2 separate regions of the Mus musculus genome follow, and region 2 is linked to region 1. The links are chromatin loops, found by intact Hi-C in ENCODE. Cell type or tissue: heart. All regions are shown on one strand. Links, peaks and the distances in the headings refer to the core of each region. The heading gives the core; the rest is flanking DNA. Region 1 holds the start of Odf2 (outer dense fiber of sperm tails 2). Region 2 holds the start of Urm1 (ubiquitin related modifier 1).

The links. Hi-C counts contacts between places; a loop is a spot of excess contacts. Peaks named below come from ENCODE experiments on the same cell type or tissue, not always from the same donor. Only the 100,000 strongest peaks of a DNase experiment are listed, where the experiment ranks them.
Region 2: it touches region 1 in a loop (2.0-fold over the local background); 1 of 42 quality-filtered maps calls a loop at or near these places.

Annotation. Positions count from the first base shown.
Region 1 is chr2:29,885,647-29,893,970 of GRCm38, reverse strand. It overlaps Odf2 (outer dense fiber of sperm tails 2), which reads right to left and starts at 3,981. Exons shown (of 21, transcript NM_001369060.1): 1 at 3,760-3,981; 2 at 2,969-3,205; 3 at 1,695-1,785; 4 at 402-527. The coding sequence starts at 3,000. In heart, for the core only: CTCF peaks have their summits at 3,266 and 7,068 (motif pointing left); DNase peaks (open chromatin) are centred at 3,550 and 4,280; H3K4me3 peaks cover 2,505 bases; H3K27ac peaks cover 2,510 bases.
Region 2 is chr2:29,820,409-29,828,732 of GRCm38, reverse strand. It overlaps Urm1 (ubiquitin related modifier 1), which reads right to left and starts at 1,344. Exons shown (of 5, transcript NM_026615.4): 1 at 1,298-1,344. The coding sequence starts at 1,332. In heart, for the core only: a CTCF peak has its summit at 3,692 (motif pointing left); a DNase peak (open chromatin) is centred at 1,412; H3K4me3 peaks cover 2,940 bases; H3K27ac peaks cover 2,134 bases.

The DNA of each region.
Region 1 (8,324 bases), core at 192-8,191:
TTTCTTGGCTATTTTATAGGTTGGTTTATGTACACATGCACACGTAAACATCCTCCATGTTAATTATACTTCAGATACTATGACAGACATGTAAATCTATGTGCAAAGCAGAGGCTGAGTTCAGTCTCCAAAATGAGACAGCGTCCTAACTCCAGTTCTGCTGCTCTCTCTGTAAGACTCCGGGCATGTCAGCTCCCAGCTGTTTCATGTCTACAGTGGAACAGCAGGATCTACCACCCAGCAAAGCTGCAAGAGGCTAAGTGGTGCCATAAGTTACAGGGTTTACAAAGGCACCCAGTCAATGAGGCTCACTGGAATCTCTGCAATCATACCAAGTCTGAGGCCTGCTAGAATCTGACTGACCAGTCCAAGAAGAGCAGCCTGAACAAGACTGAGCCTACCTCCCACTTGCATCCCACATGCCGGGCAGATGATTTTCCAGGGGGCATCCAAGGTACCTTGGTTTTCACCCGGACACTCCGCCGTACATTCACGGTGTCCCCTTTCATTCCGCGCTTATGAGATTTCTGTGGGGACAAAACTAGAGTCATCTCCAGGCCCAGCTGCCCAGTGTCACTCAGGTGGCATATGCCACCTTTGCAGAGGGGCCTCTTCTGAGTAATGTTACTGCTACTGCTGCTGCTGCTGCTGCTGCTGCTGCTGCTGCTGCTGGGAACCAAAGGCCTACCTTCTAACCAGGCAACTGACCTCCAGAAAAAAATGTGTCTCCCAAACCTTTGGAGTCAGCAGTGGGAGGAGACTGGGCTGGGAGACAGGATCTGCAGCCATGACCTCGCCCCGCTGCCATGCTCCTACCTGGCTGCTGGCTGCTGACGGTTTCGGGAGTTTTTTTATGTGGACGTGGACAGGAGTGTTCTCATCCACGTGAACATGTAAGGGGGGAGTTGAAGATCGGTCCTTCATGGTTCACTTCTGGCAGGCAGGGGAGGGCAACACAAAAAAGATGGATCTGTGGATGAGTAAACTAGGCATGAAAACAGAGCTCAGAGGCTTCTGGGGACACCTGAACGCTCAGCCACCAAGTGAGCAGGACAGCTACCAACTACTGGCATGCAGGCAGGAAGCACGGCTGGCGTGACACTCAGGCTGACTCTGCAGAGGTCTCAGCTGAAGGCCTCCAGGTCCGCTCAGGACAAGGTTCTCTAAAAGCACAAGCAGGGTCCTCAGAGCTGCAGCTCCACCCAAGCCAGACGGACTGGGCAGCTCCGCCTTGGACTTAGTGCAGGTCGGCTGCAAAGCTGTATCTTCCAACCAGACATGCGAGTTAGTGTGGGAAACACTCAAAATGGTTAAGGTGCAGATGCATGCAGGCCACATGCAAGCAAGGCACTAGGGCACAGAGGAGGCCAGTGGGGATGCCAAGTGTGAGGAGAGTGTAGAGACTCCAGAGAAAACGTGAGCAGAGCTGGACCCCAGGAACAGCCTTGCCCGCCGGCAGCCCCCATCCCACCTCTCTCTCATGCTTTTATTTCTTTTTTTTTTTCTTTTTAAAATATCTGTTCTAAAGATGTTGGGATGTCCCTGGAAGGCTATCAAGACAACCTCCTCACACCTGACTCCTTCCTTCATCAGCAAGCAGGCCATGCTTCCCAGCTCCATACAGAGCACCTGGGCAGTCCCTAGCAAAGGCTTGCAGAAGCAGTTCTGATGGTACCGTTGTGAGGGTCACCTACCGTAACAGTTACACTGGGTGCGCCACAAGGTGTTCTCAAGACTTTTTTCTGTGTGAGACTCGTTACTCCGTTCTTCCCACACGATGGAAACCTGCACCCGGGCACAAGAACCAGATTATGAGCAGAAAGCCAAGGTTCTCCTGTTTCTCAGCTCTTGGGAAATGGCACACTGCATGTGGTGGCTATTGCGTCGGCAGCTTGGAGCAGCAGTCTTGAGTCCCCTGGCTCTCTGTAGATGAGCACAAGGCGCGCATGGTGTGCTCAGCAGGAGGGTGATACCAGGTGTAGGCTGTCTGCATGGCTGGCCTTTTAAACCTGCCATCGCATCACATGTATTGTGACCTTGTGCTGAAAGCCTACCTGTCATCTCCAATCAGGTGACCCAAAAAAAAGCTGCCAAGGCACCAGTCTCAACAAGGGTTACAGTCCCCAAGCTCCTCTGGGGAAGCGTTCAGTGACAGGTTAACCTAAAACATGCAGCTCAGGAGCAAAGTCACTGGGACACCAGCTTGTAAAAGGAAGGCTCACACCCTTGCTGAAGCATACGAAGACCCCACTTCCCAACGTGGTCCACTCACTGCCCACACCAGAGCCTTGCTTGTACATATGCAGCCCAATACGACAAGTGCAAAACAGCCAATACTGTGCTCCAGACCAGCAGTCCAGCCAGAGTCCCGGCTGGGGGAGAACGGTCTGCAATGGTTAAAGCTAACCTAGCCCACTGCCTCCTCACAGTTCCCAGATAGCCTTCTGCCGACCTCACCAGCTCTTCAGGGGGAAGACTGAAACCTAAAGCAACAGCACCATGGTCTGCACTCTGCTCGGCTCACAAACAACTACTGAGCGAGCCGGACGGCCACTCGGAAGAAGACTGTTCAAAGTAGAACCTCAAGTTTTCCCCCCTTCTACTTACTTATAATATCTCTGCTCACTTTAACACTAGTTTAGAGGTGCCATGGTGGGAAACGCTTTTAAGCCACCACATGGGACGTGGAGAAAGGAGAATCGGGAATTCAAGCACAACCTTGACTACCTAGTGAGTCTGAAGCCAAGCTGAACTCAAAGCATTAAGAGTGATCTTGTTTGCTACTAGTAAGCTGTAGGCGGGGGAGGGGAGTCTTTACTCCTCCCCTTTCAAAGTCACTTTCAAGTGTTTTGGGTCCAGACTTTCAGTACCTGGGAAACTAAAAAAAAGTTTCCATTGAGCCTGGCCTGGGGAGCCCTGACCACCTTTCCCTGCCCTACTGCAAAGGCGCCCCCCACATTGGCTGTACCTGGGGGAGCCGCCTGAGGATGAGGCAGACATGGTTAAGCATCAAAGCCGCAAAGATGGGCAATTGGGTCGGCAGGCTCTGCTCAGGGGGACCCAGAGGGGCTGGCCAATGAGAATCTCAGGGGCCGGGCATCAAACGTCCTCTCTCTGAGGGGAGGAGGGTGGAAGCTTTGGGGGTGGCAGTTGGATGAAAACTTGGGAGGCGCTCCTCTACTGTCCAAGTCGCACAGCAACTGTCCTGCCAAAGTGGGGAGGGAGGGAGACAGGAGAGGCTGAGCGACCTGCGGGGTGCCGAGTGCGCCGCCAGGAGGCAGGTGGAGGGCGCGGCAGGACAGTGAGGGGCCACGTCACTGAAAGGAGGACAACGACCAGCATGCCCAGACCCCACCCGGGAAGAATAGCGGGCCGACGGCTACTAGGGTTTAAACCTGAGGGCTGCCTGGAGTGCGAAGAAGGTGAGAACTGCTAGGCCCCAAGTGGGCCCCCCAGGGGCGGGAACCCGCACAGGGAGCTGGAGGGATCTTCGGGACAGTGCCTGGGCAACTGTCTCCTAGGTGAAGGGGCGTTCCCGGCAGAATAGCTACCAGGGAGAACCAATAGATGGAAGGGGTGGAGCGGCGGCCTAGGCGGGGCGGCATGGAGAGCCAGACCGCTCCTGGATCACCCACATCCCTGGAGCTGGTCTGGAGGGTCCCCGGAGGCCTGCCCACCCCGAGCGCATGTAACTGCTGCGGCCCAGTCCGCAGAGAGCAGGGGTGGCCTCCGGGGAGGATGGGGCGCACGGCCACCCACCAGCGGGCAAGAGGGGACGGGGTTCTGCCCATAGAAGGGCGCAGCCCTGCCCGAGGACAGCAGAGGAGGGAAAGAGCGCTGCCGATGGCCCGGAGAGGACGGAGGCGGCCGGCCCGCCCGTTAGCGGGAGGAGGAAGGGCCCGCGCCCAACGAGGAGCGGGGCGGGCCGGGTTCGGACGCAGGAAGGAGCGCGCCTAGACTCGGGGACGGTGCCCGGTCGAGCCAGCCCCGGGAGCGCGGGGCTTGAACCCGCGGCACTCTACGCCCTGCCCCGCCGCGTGGCCTCTCACCAAGAGCGGCACGGCTGCGCCCAGAACCGTCTCCTTATGAAGTCGTTGAAGTCGGAGGCCAGGGTCGTGCCATGGAGACGCCGCGGCGGATGCAGTCCGGCTCCCGCGGCGGCTCCTCCCCGCTTCCGCCTCCTTTTCCGACAACCGGTCGGCAGCTCGCCCATTGGCCAGTTCAAACCCCCCCCGGAGCCTCTCGGGTTTCGCCATTTAGGCCCAGCCCCCAGCGTCACAGAGATGCCCCGCCCCACACGGGGACGCTCCGCCCACTTCTGGGTCACGAGGCCTGTCCACCGCCCCGTCGTCAGGGAGACACGCGACGCCTCCCGCGCCAGCCGGCCTGGTCTTGCCCCACCGTTCAGGCCACCGAGTCCCCTCCGCCATTTTGCCCTGGTCCTCCTGAATCCTGAACCCTAACGCGCTCCCCTCGAAACACAGGAGGAAGCTGGACGCAGAGGGCGTCTGTACAAGCGACAGGCTGGGGCTTCTGGAAAGCCATTCCTATGCCTCGGCCGCTCAGTGCAGACAACTTGTGCACACTCCACAAACTGTACCCCTCTCCCACACGCCCCAAACCGAAGGAAGAGGCCGCACTCCCCACGCCCCTGCCGCCCTCCCGCACACCGTACGCCGCTTCTATACGGACCTGCTCTGCTGAGGTTCTCTCTGCTGAGCCGCCATCTTCTCAACTATGCTTCCCTGTTAGCCAATCGTGGGGGACTGTCACGAGGCTCACGTTCCCGCCCTGGATTCTGGGAGACTTTAACAACCTCCGGGCTGGGTAGACCTCATTTCCTTGACACCTTAACTCCAACACAGTAGTTGTGCTCCCACCAGCTCCTCCCTGGAGCGTGAACTACCTTCCCACCTCCACAGCCGGCAGGGCAGTCTTACCATGTCATATTTGTTCGTCAACCCTTGACGGTTCATTTTGTGCGTGCAACCCTGGCTGGCCTGGAACTTGCTGCGTTTGAGCAGAAATCTGCCTATCTCTGCTGCTTGCTGGGGTTATAGGAGTACACCAGCAAGCCGAGCCTTTCTTCTTCTTCTTCTTCTTCTTCTCCTTCTCCTTCTCCTTCTCCTTCTCCTTCTCCTTCTCCTTCTCCTTCTCCTTCTCCTTCTCCTTCTCCTTCTCCTTCTCCTTCTTCTTCCTTCTTCTTCTTCTTCTTCTTCTTCTTCTTCTTCTTCTTCTTCTTCTTCTTCTTTCTTCTTCCTTCTTCTTTCTTCTTCCTTCTTCTTCTTCTTCTTCTTCTTCTTCTTCTTCTTCTTCTTCTTCTTCTTCTTTCTTCTTCCTTCTTCTTCTTCTTCTTCTTCTTCTTCTTCTTCTTCTTCTTCTTCTTCTTTCTTTCTTCTTCCTTCTTCTTCTCCTCTTCTTCTTCTTCTTCTTCTTCTTCTTCTTCTTCTTCTTCTTCTTTCTTTCTTCTTCCTTCTTCCTTCTTCCTTCTTTCTTTCTTCTTTCTTCTTTCTTCTTTCTTCTTTCTTCTTCTTCTTCTTTTTTTCATGCCAGTAATCTCAATGAAGGAGGGAGATGGCCATGAGTTAGTTGAAGGCCAGTCTGTATCCCTCAGTCCTACCTATCTCTACCATCCTGAGGTTCCGCAAGAGCATACAGCTGGGGACAGGAACTCCGAGTTAGAACCCTTGCCTGACCTGAGCAAAATCCTAGATTCAATTTTCAGTAACACGTGCGTGTTATAATCTCCACGAATCATTGTCTCCACTCTGTCCAGCAGTTCTCTCTAGACAATTACCAACAGAGGCTTTTCCAAACTTTTGTCTCTTCTGCATTCCATACATCAAGTTCCCTATTTCATAGAGAAAAAATCTACCAAATGAAATTCCCTTAATATCTACACACTTTCCCACCCTTAGCTGCCCTTCTGGTCTGCCTTCAGATGTATGTGTGCTTCTTGCTGCCTAAGATAAACAACCTGCTTCAAGGTGCAGCTCAAACATGTCTGTAAAGTGTCTCCTTTGTAAACACGATGGTACATAGCTATAATCTCAGAATTCTATCAGGAGGCTGAGACAAGTTGATTTGGTCAGGAGTTTGAAGCCAGCGTGGTCTACATAGCAAGACTTTTCGATTTAGTTAAAATAATGAAATATCCTTTTGCTACTTCCAAATGGAATTGTTGCTCATGTCTTAGCATGTCCCTATTCATTGAACTAAGTCCGTGCTACATTCAAGGCACATTAGCACCTGCCATTCAGTCTCAGAGGAGTACATGACCTATCATACTAATGAAACCAGACAAGGAAAGCTTTTATGTTGTCTATTCCATACTAAACAGTCTAAACAGTCCTCCCTGTTAGTCAGCTATTTCTGACTTTTGCAATAAAAGGTCTGAAAATGGACGGTATTGGAGGAAGTCCGGCCGGCGGTGGCAGACACCTTTGATTTCAGCATTTGGGAGACAGAGGCATGCAGCTCTATGAGTTTGAGGCCAATCTATTCTACAGAGCTACTTGTAGGACAGCCAAGGTTACACAGAGAAACGCTGTCTCAAAGAGCCAAAAATAATAAAAAGAGGAGTCATTCCTGAGGTGCTAGAAGTTAGGAGGTTTGGAAAATGATGACAGAAGCTCAAGGACACCACAGTAAGGTGAAATGAGGAAGGAAGCAAAGGGGGTTTATTTTTACACATACTTGTCGGGGCTAGAGAGATGGCTCGGCAGCTAAGAACACTGGCTGCTCCTGCAAAGCACCTGGCTTTGGTTCCCAGCACCCACAAGGTGGCTCACAACTATCTGTAACTCCAGTTCTGGTTGATCTGATGCCCAGTTCTGACCCCTAGAGGGATCTAGTCATTCAGCCAGTGAGCACACACACCACACACAGATAAAGCATTCATACAAATAAGTAAAACTTCGAGTGTCGGGGGCTGGAGAGATGGCTCAGCGGTTAAGAGCACTGACTGTTCTTCCGAAGGTCTTGAGTTCAAATCCCAACAACCACATGGTGGCTCACAACCATCTGTAATGAGATCTGGCGCCCTCTTCTGGAGTGTCTGAAGACAGCTACAGTGTACTTAAAGCATACAATAAATAAATCTTAAAAAAAAAAAAACTTCGAGTGTACTTAAAGCTGAGAGGACAGTCGAAGCACATGCTAGTATTTTGAATGGTAGGAGTACAAACCACTCAGATGCTAGGTGGTAGCTTTCAAAGAGCTGCAAGTCTTTCAGCTACTGTAAGAGAGGGCAGACAGGAATAAGAGGAGGTGGGAAGAGTGGGAGGAGGAGGGGAAAGGGAGAAACAGGACCTATCGTCTTAGGCAGGCAGGAGAGAGTTCCCAGAGGTGATGGTATTGGAGATGCTAAGGCCTTGAGAGCTGTGTGCAAGTGTGACTGATGGGTGCGGGTTCTAAGCAGAGAGCAACAGGTATGGAGTTAGCACACCCAGGCCTGGGCACATACAGAATGTTCTATAGGGCAGCACTGTGGAGTATTCAGTCCTCTGAAGTGTTATGGTCATAGTGGCGAGGAATTCTGCCCAGGTCAGCAGAACTAGGCCATAAAGTGCCAAATAGGCCAGGCGTTGGTGTCAGATCTCAGGCCCTCAGCTCCTGGAGAGCCATGGAAGGGTTTGAGTAAGAGTTTAACAGCTTAGAATCTCCAATCTGGCAATAAACAAACAAAACAGGCATGCTGGGACACAAGGTGATCCAGCACACAAGAGAGAAGCAAGTCCCTGTGAGTCCCAGGCCAGCCAGAGCTATATAATGAAACTCTATCACAAAGAAAGAAAGAAGGAGAGAGAAAGAGAGAGAGAGAGAGAGAGAGAGAAGGAAGAAAAGGAAAAAGAGATTCTGCTCTGCTTGCACAGAATGGGAAAGAAGAGAAGGCATGTGGAGCAGCTGGAGAGATGGCTCAGTAGTTAAAATCTATACATAAAATATTTCTTGCAGAGGACCCACAGTCAGCATCCACTTTAGATTAGGAAGCTCACAATTCAGAGTATCTGACCCCCTCTTGGTCTCTCCAAGCATCTGCACTCCTGTGCATGTACCCATACAGACAAACAAAATTAATTTTTCAAATATTGTTAAAACAGATGTAATGTTGCACATCTTTAATCTCAGTGCTCAAGAGGCAGAGGCAGGTGGATCTACGAGTTTGAGGCCAGCCTGGTCTACAGAGCAAGTTCCAGGACAGCCAGGGCTATGCAGAGAAACCCTGTCTCAAAAAGAAAAGAAGAGGAAGATGCAGAGGACAAGGATAAAAAAAAAGAAGGAAGAAGAAAGGAGGGGGAGGAGAGGAAGAAAAAAGAAAAGAC
Region 2 (8,324 bases), core at 194-8,193, 65 kb after region 1:
CCAAGCAGCAAGACAATATCATCAATTAAACTGCACTTAACATTCATGAGACTACTCCCTTCCAAGGGACAGAAATGCTGAACACTGCAGGGACTAGACAGAGTGCTATTTATCTTTGTATCCTTGGTGTCTGGCTCACTGCCTGGCACATGGTAGGCACTCAATAAATGACTGGTGAATGAACTGCCTAGTGAAGGGACAACATGAAAGGAATGGGGGGCATCCAAGGCGAAGAAAGGCATTTGGAAGGAATTTTACATCTCTCTCTACCCTTGAGTTTCCCTTCACTTCAACCTTGGCTTCTTCATCTACACACACACACACAAACACACACACACCCCTAGCTTTTCCATAAGATTCTAGAAACCAACCACCCATCTCTAGAAGCCTCAGTTCTTTGTTCTCAGCTTCCGAAGAAGTCTGTCTTCTGCAGGTTTTGAAACCATGACAAGCATTCTGTGTGTTGGAAGAACACAATGGTGATTTGAGACAATCTTCACTTTTCCCCGTGTTCCTTCAAGTAGTGATGTGTACCCGGATTCTGAACCTTTTCACAGTAAGGATAATATACTACCAATGTTAGTCACTCCCTCCGTGGCAGCTTATTTACCCCGGTAGCTCCTCTGGACTCTGCAGAAGACACTTACCAAACTACTTTGCAAAAGATTAAAATCTAATTAAAACTCCAAGGTATGCCGGGCGGTGGTGGCCCACGCCTTTAATCCCAGGACTTGGGAGGCAGAGACAGGCGGATTTCTGTGTTCGAGGTCAGCCTGATCTACAGAGTGAGTTCCAGGACAGCCAAACAGAGAGGACCCCTGTCTCGAAAACACACACACACACACACACACACACAAGGTTTGAGAAAGAGGAAGGTCCTGTCTTGGCCAAGACTTCCCCTAGGAAGGCACTAGGCGGGAAGACAGAACTGAGATTATTCAGCAGGGTTCGTCTCTACTCGTGCGCTCCCCTTAGAAGCTCAAAAACCAGACAAGGCGAGTCGGGCTCGGAATGGCACGGGTGAAACATGCCGGAAGACCGCCTGCTCACTGTCAATGCCTCCCAGTCCTACATGATACAGAGCAAGGCGAAGGATTCCAAACGCATCTCCCTACCCGTGTGTGCGCCTCAACTCTCGGACTCACGGCCTCGTCACCCACAGAGACCGCGTCAGTCAGAGGCCAGGGGATTATCCCGGCTCTCGGAGGGCGACACAGCCTCGGCAGGCCAAGAGAGGTCCGGAATTCCGAGCCTTATGGCTTCGCTCCATCCCCAAGGCGCCCCAGATCTCACTCACCCGAACTCCACCTTCACACATAAGGGCGCCGCCATGTTTAGGAAACCAAACTAGCAGGACACGCCCTTTAACTTCCGGAGCGCCCGTTTATTTCCGGTCGCCACCAGGAAGCGTAAACGGAAGAGGCGGTACGGGGTGGGGCGAAATCCGTTCGTTACTGCTCAGCTATTGGACGAAGGCACCCGCTCAGTGGGCTGCGGAATTGATTGTCTACATTATTTGCGGACCTGGCCAAAAAAAAAAAAAAAAAAACCGAGCAGGAAGGGACTTCCTGAAGAAAGACGTCTAAGGGGAAATTCATCAGCATCCGATGACATGATTGTGAGCCACGTACTGTTGATCTTTCATTGGCTACAAATCTGTTTTTAAGCCACGCATGGTGGCACACGCCGTTAATCCTAGCCCTCAGAAAGGCAGAGACGGTGGATTATGTGAGTGCCAGGCCAGCCTGATCTACGTAGGGAATTACAGGACACCCAGGGTTCAAAAACAAAACAAAACCAAAAACAACAAAGAACCCACAAACAAGAACCCTGTCAACCCAGCTAACATCGCTTAAGGGAGTAAAACGAGGTAACTCCAAATTCTTGTTTCTGACCCTGTTGTCTCTCTCCGGAGCTGCCATCTTACTATGCAAACATCTGTGTCAGATGATGAATTGTATGTCTTCTACTCCACGGTTACTGAGTTAACAATGTGTCTGGCAGATTGGTCCTGTGGAGAGTCAGTAATAACGGCTGTAACTGAAGTTCTTGTCTCTAGGTCTCTCCGTGTAGCAGGGAGACGGGGAGACAGCCGTAATCAAATGTACAAACCATGCTAATAAATGTGAAATCCTAAACTGAAATAAATTTTCCGATGTTAGAAAATTAGAATTATAGAGATTTGTGAAAAAAACGCTAGGGCTGTGGAGATGGCTCATCTGATAAAGTACTTGCTGGGCAAGTGTAAAGATCAAAGATAAGATCCCCAACCCAAGTGAAATGATGGTTAGCATGGCAATACCAGAGCTAGGGAGGTGACGATGGCTTCCTCAGGGCAAGCTGGCAACCTACACTAGCCAATGAGCAAGCTCTGAGTTCCAGAAAGACCCTGCCTCAATACATAAAATAGTGGACTACAGAGATGGCCCAGAGGTTAATAGCACTAGCTACTATTCTAGAGAACCCAGGGTTGGTTCCCAGCACCCACATGGCAGTCCTCAACTTTAACTCCAGTTCCAGTTACATATATTCAGGCAAAAACCAGTACACTGAACCGGATGGTGGTGGCACATGCCTTAAATCCCAGCACTTGGGAGGCAGAGGCAGATGGATTTCTGAGTTCGAGGCCAGCCTAGTCTACAAAGTGAGTTCCAGGACAGCCAGGGTTACACAGAGAAACCCTGTCTAGAAAAACAAACAAAAAACAAAAACAGTACACTGAAAAATATAAATCATATATATATTGGAGAATGATGATTTAGGAATACACCCACATCCACAAACATGAAGAAAAAAAAAGATAAGAAAAATGTCAACTGGAGATGTAGCCCAATGGTACAGTGCTTGCACCTGCTCAAGGGTCTGGGTTTGGTCACAGTACCAGGTGGTATACATATGAGAAATACCAAAGTGGACTGTCTGGGCTCTAAATTTTTATTAGAGTTAGCCAGGTAGTTATGAGGAGAACATAAGTTGCAAACTAACTGGAATATCGAGGGAGCAAATTGGAGAGCAGAGAGCTTGGCCAATGGTAAGGCTAAAAATGTAGGCAGGAGGCCAGGCCGTGGCGGGACACACCTTTAATCCCAGCTCAGGAGGCAGAGGCAGGCAGGTCTCTTGAGTTCCAGGACAGCCAGGGCTACACAGAGAAACCCTGTTTTGAAAAAGCAAAACAAAACAAAAAAGTAGGCAGAGCCAAGCTATGTCTTGTAAAGTCTGGGAGAGAAGGAAGGCTATTGAAGCCCTGAGGAGGAGGGATGGAACTGTTCTAAATGCATTTTTTGGGGGGGGGGGGGTGTAGGAGTTGGCAAATTACCTGCCTAGAATACACAACGCCCTGGGGTTGGACTCCAGCGATGCAGAAATCAGTGGCTATGCTGTTGTCTACCTGTGATCCAAGCATGCAGAAGTAGAAGTGCACGGTAACCCTCAATTAGGGAGGAGATACTGCCTAGAAAAGGGAAGGAAAGGCATGATGGCAAAGGCCTTCATGCCAGCACTCAGCAAGCAGAAGCAGACTTGTCTCTGTGTTGAAGGCCAGGGCTATGTAGAGAAACCTTGTTTTAAAAATAACATGTCTCAGGCTGGAGAGATGGCTCAGCAGTTAAGAGCACTGACTGCTCTGCCAAAGGTCCTGAGTTCAATTCCCAGCAACCACATGGTGGCTCACAACCATCTGTAATGAGATCTGCTGCCCTCTTCTGGTGTGTCTGAAGAGAGCAATGGTGTACTCATATACATAAAATAAATAAATAAATCTATAAAAAAAATAATAACATATCTCAGGCTGGAGAGATGGCTCAGCAGTTAAGCACACTGGCTGCTCTTCCAGAGGCCCTGAGTTCAATTCTCAGCAACCACTTGGTGGCTCACAACCATCTGTAATGGGATCCAATGCCCTCTTCTGGTGTGTCAGAAGACAGCTACAGTGTACTCATATACATAAAATAAACCTTTAAAAAAATAAAATAACGGGGCTGGGGAGATGACTCAACGGTTAAGAGCACTGACTGCTCTTCCAAAGCTCCTGAGTTCAAATCCCAGCAACCACATGGTGGCTCACAACCATCTGTCATGAGATCTGATGCCTTTTGCCAGGGTGTCTGAAGACAGCTACAGTATACTTATAATAAATAAATAAATAAATAAATCTTTTAAATAAAATAAAATAACGTCTCGCATTTTCCCCTTGAACATGCAGCAATGTTCTTTGCTTTAGCCTCCTGAATGGTGGGAAGAAGGGGTGGGGCACTATTCTGAAAGAAGCTGGGAGACACTACTCTGGGCTTTCCCTTAATTTTTGTAATCATTTGAACAATATAACTTGCAAGCCACCAATGCAACTCCATGGATACAACTCTTGTTAAAAGATTGTTGCCAGGAGTGGTATTTGTACACCTTTGATGCTGATGCTCTGGAGATAAAGGCAGGTGGATCTCAGTGAGTTTGAGGTCAGCCAGGGTGTTAAACAGAGAAAACCTGTCTCTAAAGCCAAATAAATGAGTAAGTGAATGAATGAATGAATGAGTGAATGAATGAATGAAAATTAAATGTTTCCAGGAATGGTGGTGGCTCATGTCTATAATCTCAGCACTCAGAAGGCAGAGGCACATACATCTCTATGCATTCTATGTTAGCTCTGTCTATTTAAGTTTCAGGACAACCAGGCCCACAGAGATCCTGTCACAAAAATAAAAGGAAAGCCAGGCAGTGATGAAGGTGGCACACCTTTAATTCCAACATCTGGGAGGCAGAAGCAGGCGGATCTCTGAGTTAAGGCCAGCCTGGTCAACAGATGGATTGAGTTCCAGCACAGCCAGGTCTACACTAAAAGAATCCTGTGTCTGAAAGTTAAATAAATTAAATAAACAAACAAACAAATAAGGGATTCCCAACAGGAACATGACTCCAGCTCCAGGGGATCCAATGCCCTCTTCTGACCTCCACAGGTACCAGGACACTCACATGGCGCATGCATACATACACACACACATACATAGATAGATAGATAGATAGATAGATTTATTTTTATTTATTATATGTAAGTACACTGTAGCTGTCTTCAGACACTCCAGAAGAGGGCATCAGATTTCGTTACGATGGTTGTGAGCCACCATGTGGTTGCTGGGATTTGAACTCAGGACTTTTGGAAGAGCAGTCAGCTGAGCCATCTCACCAGCCCAATTTTTTTATTTTTTATTTTATTTTATTTTTTATTTTTTTTTTTGGTTTTTCGAGACAGGATTTCTCTGTGTAGCCCTGGCTGTCCTGGAACTCACTTTGTAGACCAGGCTGACCTCAAACTCAGAAATCCACCTGCCTCTGCCTCCCGAGTGCTGGGATTAAAGGCGTGTGCCACCACCCCCTGGTTTTTTTTTTAATTTTTATTTATTTATTTTTTTTCGAGACAGGGTTTCTCTGTGTAGCACTGCCTGTCCTGGAACTCACTCTGTAGACCAAGCTGGCCTTGAACTCAGAAATCCTCCTGCCTCTGCCTCCCAAGTGCTGGGATTAAAGACGTATGACACCACTGTCTGGCTAAGGTTATACATTTTTAAGTGTCTTTCTTTGAACTTGTATGTTTCAAATTATATTAAAGTTTGTGTGGATTTTTTTCTTAAAGGTCTATCTATCTATCTATCTATCTATCTATCTATCTATCTATCTATCTACACTGTAGCTGTCTTCAGACATCCCCAAAGTGGGCATCAGATCTCATTATAGATGGTTGTGAGCCACCATGTGGTTGCTGGGATTTGAACCTATGACCTTTGGAAGAAAGGTCAGTGCTTTTAACCGCTGAGCCACCTCTCTAGCCCCTGTGTAGATTTTTATGTTTTACTTTTCATTATTACATTTTTATTCATTTATTTGCATGTGTACATATGTTCCCATGCATGCCATAGCCTCTGTGGCATCAGTGGACAATTTGTAGGAATTGCTTGTCTCCTTCTGCTTTGTGGACCTGGAACTGAACTAAGAGCAGCAGCTACTAAGTCACCTCACACTCCCAAGAGGAAACCTCCTTCTTCTCTTTTTAACGATCCTTATGTATTTGTTACTTATTATACATTGGTGCTTTGCTTGAATATATGTGTGTGTGGAGGGGGGGTTGTTGGATTCCTAGAACATGGGGTTACAGACAGTTGTGAGCTGCCTTGTGGGTGCTCAGAACCAGAGTCCCCTAGAAGAGTAGCCAGCCTCTCCAGGCCGTGTTTCTTTTTTTCTTTTTGGGGTTATTTTCTCTTCTGGGATTATAGGTGTCTACACCATCACGCTAAGCCTAACCACTCTGGCTCCATTTTCATGCCGGGGCTTGGGATTGACGCAGGGTCTCCCGCACACTAGATAAGAGTTCTAATACTGAGCTACCTCCCCACTCCTTTCTAGTTTGTGTGTGTGTAGGCCAGGTTAGCCTGTGTCACTCCTCAGGAGCCATCCATTTTAATTATTTTTGGGACAGGGTCTCACTATGTAGCCCTGGTTGGCCTTGACATACATACATACACACACACACACACACACACACACACACACACACACACACACAGGCCAGGTTGGTTCAATCTCACAGAGATGTCTGACTGCCTATGGGATTAAAGACTTGGACTAGCTATTAAGCTTGACTTTTCTTCCTATCTCTTTCCTCCTTCCTTCCTCCCTCCCTCTCCCTCTCCCTCCCTCCCTCCCTCCGATTATTAAGGACAGGCTGGAGAGACAGCTCAGTAGCTGCACTGGCTGCTCTTCCAATGGACCAGGGTTCAATTCCCAGCACCCATATGATGATTCACAACTATCCAAATTCCAATTCTAGGAAGTCCTACAGCCCTCTTCTGACCTCCTGGATACCGGCTACATACATGGTACACATACATATATACAGGCAAAATAAAATAAAACTAAAAAAAAATGTTAAGGAAAATAAAAACTCCCACAAGTGGGAGGAGTTCCGAAGGAGAAATAACAAACCTTGAATTTTTCCCCCCTTAGACAAGTTCACCGAGACGGGATGGGGGGGCCTTGAGGATGTGTGACTGGCCAGTGAGGTCCCACCAGACCGAGTTACTTCCACAGCTCTTCATAATGTTTTTGTTTTTAGATTTCTGTGTGTGTGTGTGTGTGTGTGTGTGTGTGTGTGTGTGTGAGAGAGAGAGAGAGAGAGAGAGAGAGAGAGAGAGAGAGAGCAGAACAGGGTGAATTCTCTGGAGCTGGCTGCTAGGGACCAAATGGTCCTCAGAAAAAGCAGCAAGCCCTTTTAGAGAGAGAGAGAGAGAGAGAGAGAGAGAGAGAGAGAGAGAGAGAGAGAGAGAGCAAGCAGAACAGGGTGAATTCTCTGGAGCTGGCTACTAGGGACCAAATGGTCCTTAGAAAAAGCAGCAAGCCCTTTTTTGTTTTTTGTTTGTTTGTTTTGGTTTTTGGAGACAGGGTTTCTCTGTGTAGCCCTGCTATCCTGGAACTCACTCTGTAGACCAGGCTGGCCTCGAACTCAGAAATCCGCCTGCCTCTGCCTCCCAAGTGCTGGGATTAAAGGCGTGCGCCACCACTGCCTATCACCCCAACAGTTCTGATGGGAGTCCCTTTCAGGAACTTGATGAATCCAAGTTCAGGCTTCATCTGAACAGAAGTCTCTGCAAAGAACTCATGCTGGCAGCACTGAGCCTGATGCTACTGCCACTTCGCGTCCAGAACCAAGCTTAACCTATCAGTTAGAAACAGTACAGGCTGGGTATTGTGTTCCCTCAAAGAACATTTGTCTACTGAGCTCTGTGGTGCCAAGCAGTAGAGCCACTGGACTACACCTTGTATATTCCTCCCATTTTTCAGATGACAAAACTGAGTCTCCGAAGGCCGTGCCTTCGGGATCCTGGCCCTCCCCACTACTTCTCACTTAAGGCCAGAGTCTCACAAATAACTTTCCCCTAGTATCCCTTGCAGTAGAGGGTCCGGGGCCCCAGCCAGAGAGCCAGGGCGTAGTCCTCCATCCTCTCTGAAGCTCCAAGAGAGACAATGGCAGGTCGCAGCGGAGGCGAGGGCGCAAGTGCCCCCCTGCCCGCCGCCCTTTGTTTTCCCGCCTGCCCCCTCGCGCGCCCCGGGAGGCTGGGAGGCGCCTCTCACAGGCTTCCTCCTCCCATTCTTGTGCTAATTGGGTGTCAAGCTGAGATCAGTGAGAAAGAAATCCGCCCGGGCTCGGGTTAAACTGCCGCCAAAGACTAGGGCTGAGCCCAGAATTTGATTAGGCCGGGAGGAAGCCGCGGCCCGGGGGAGGGGTGGCTAAGCTTTCAGGGCCCCTTTGAAAGTCACTGGGTCGCCCCCTCCTCTCCCGC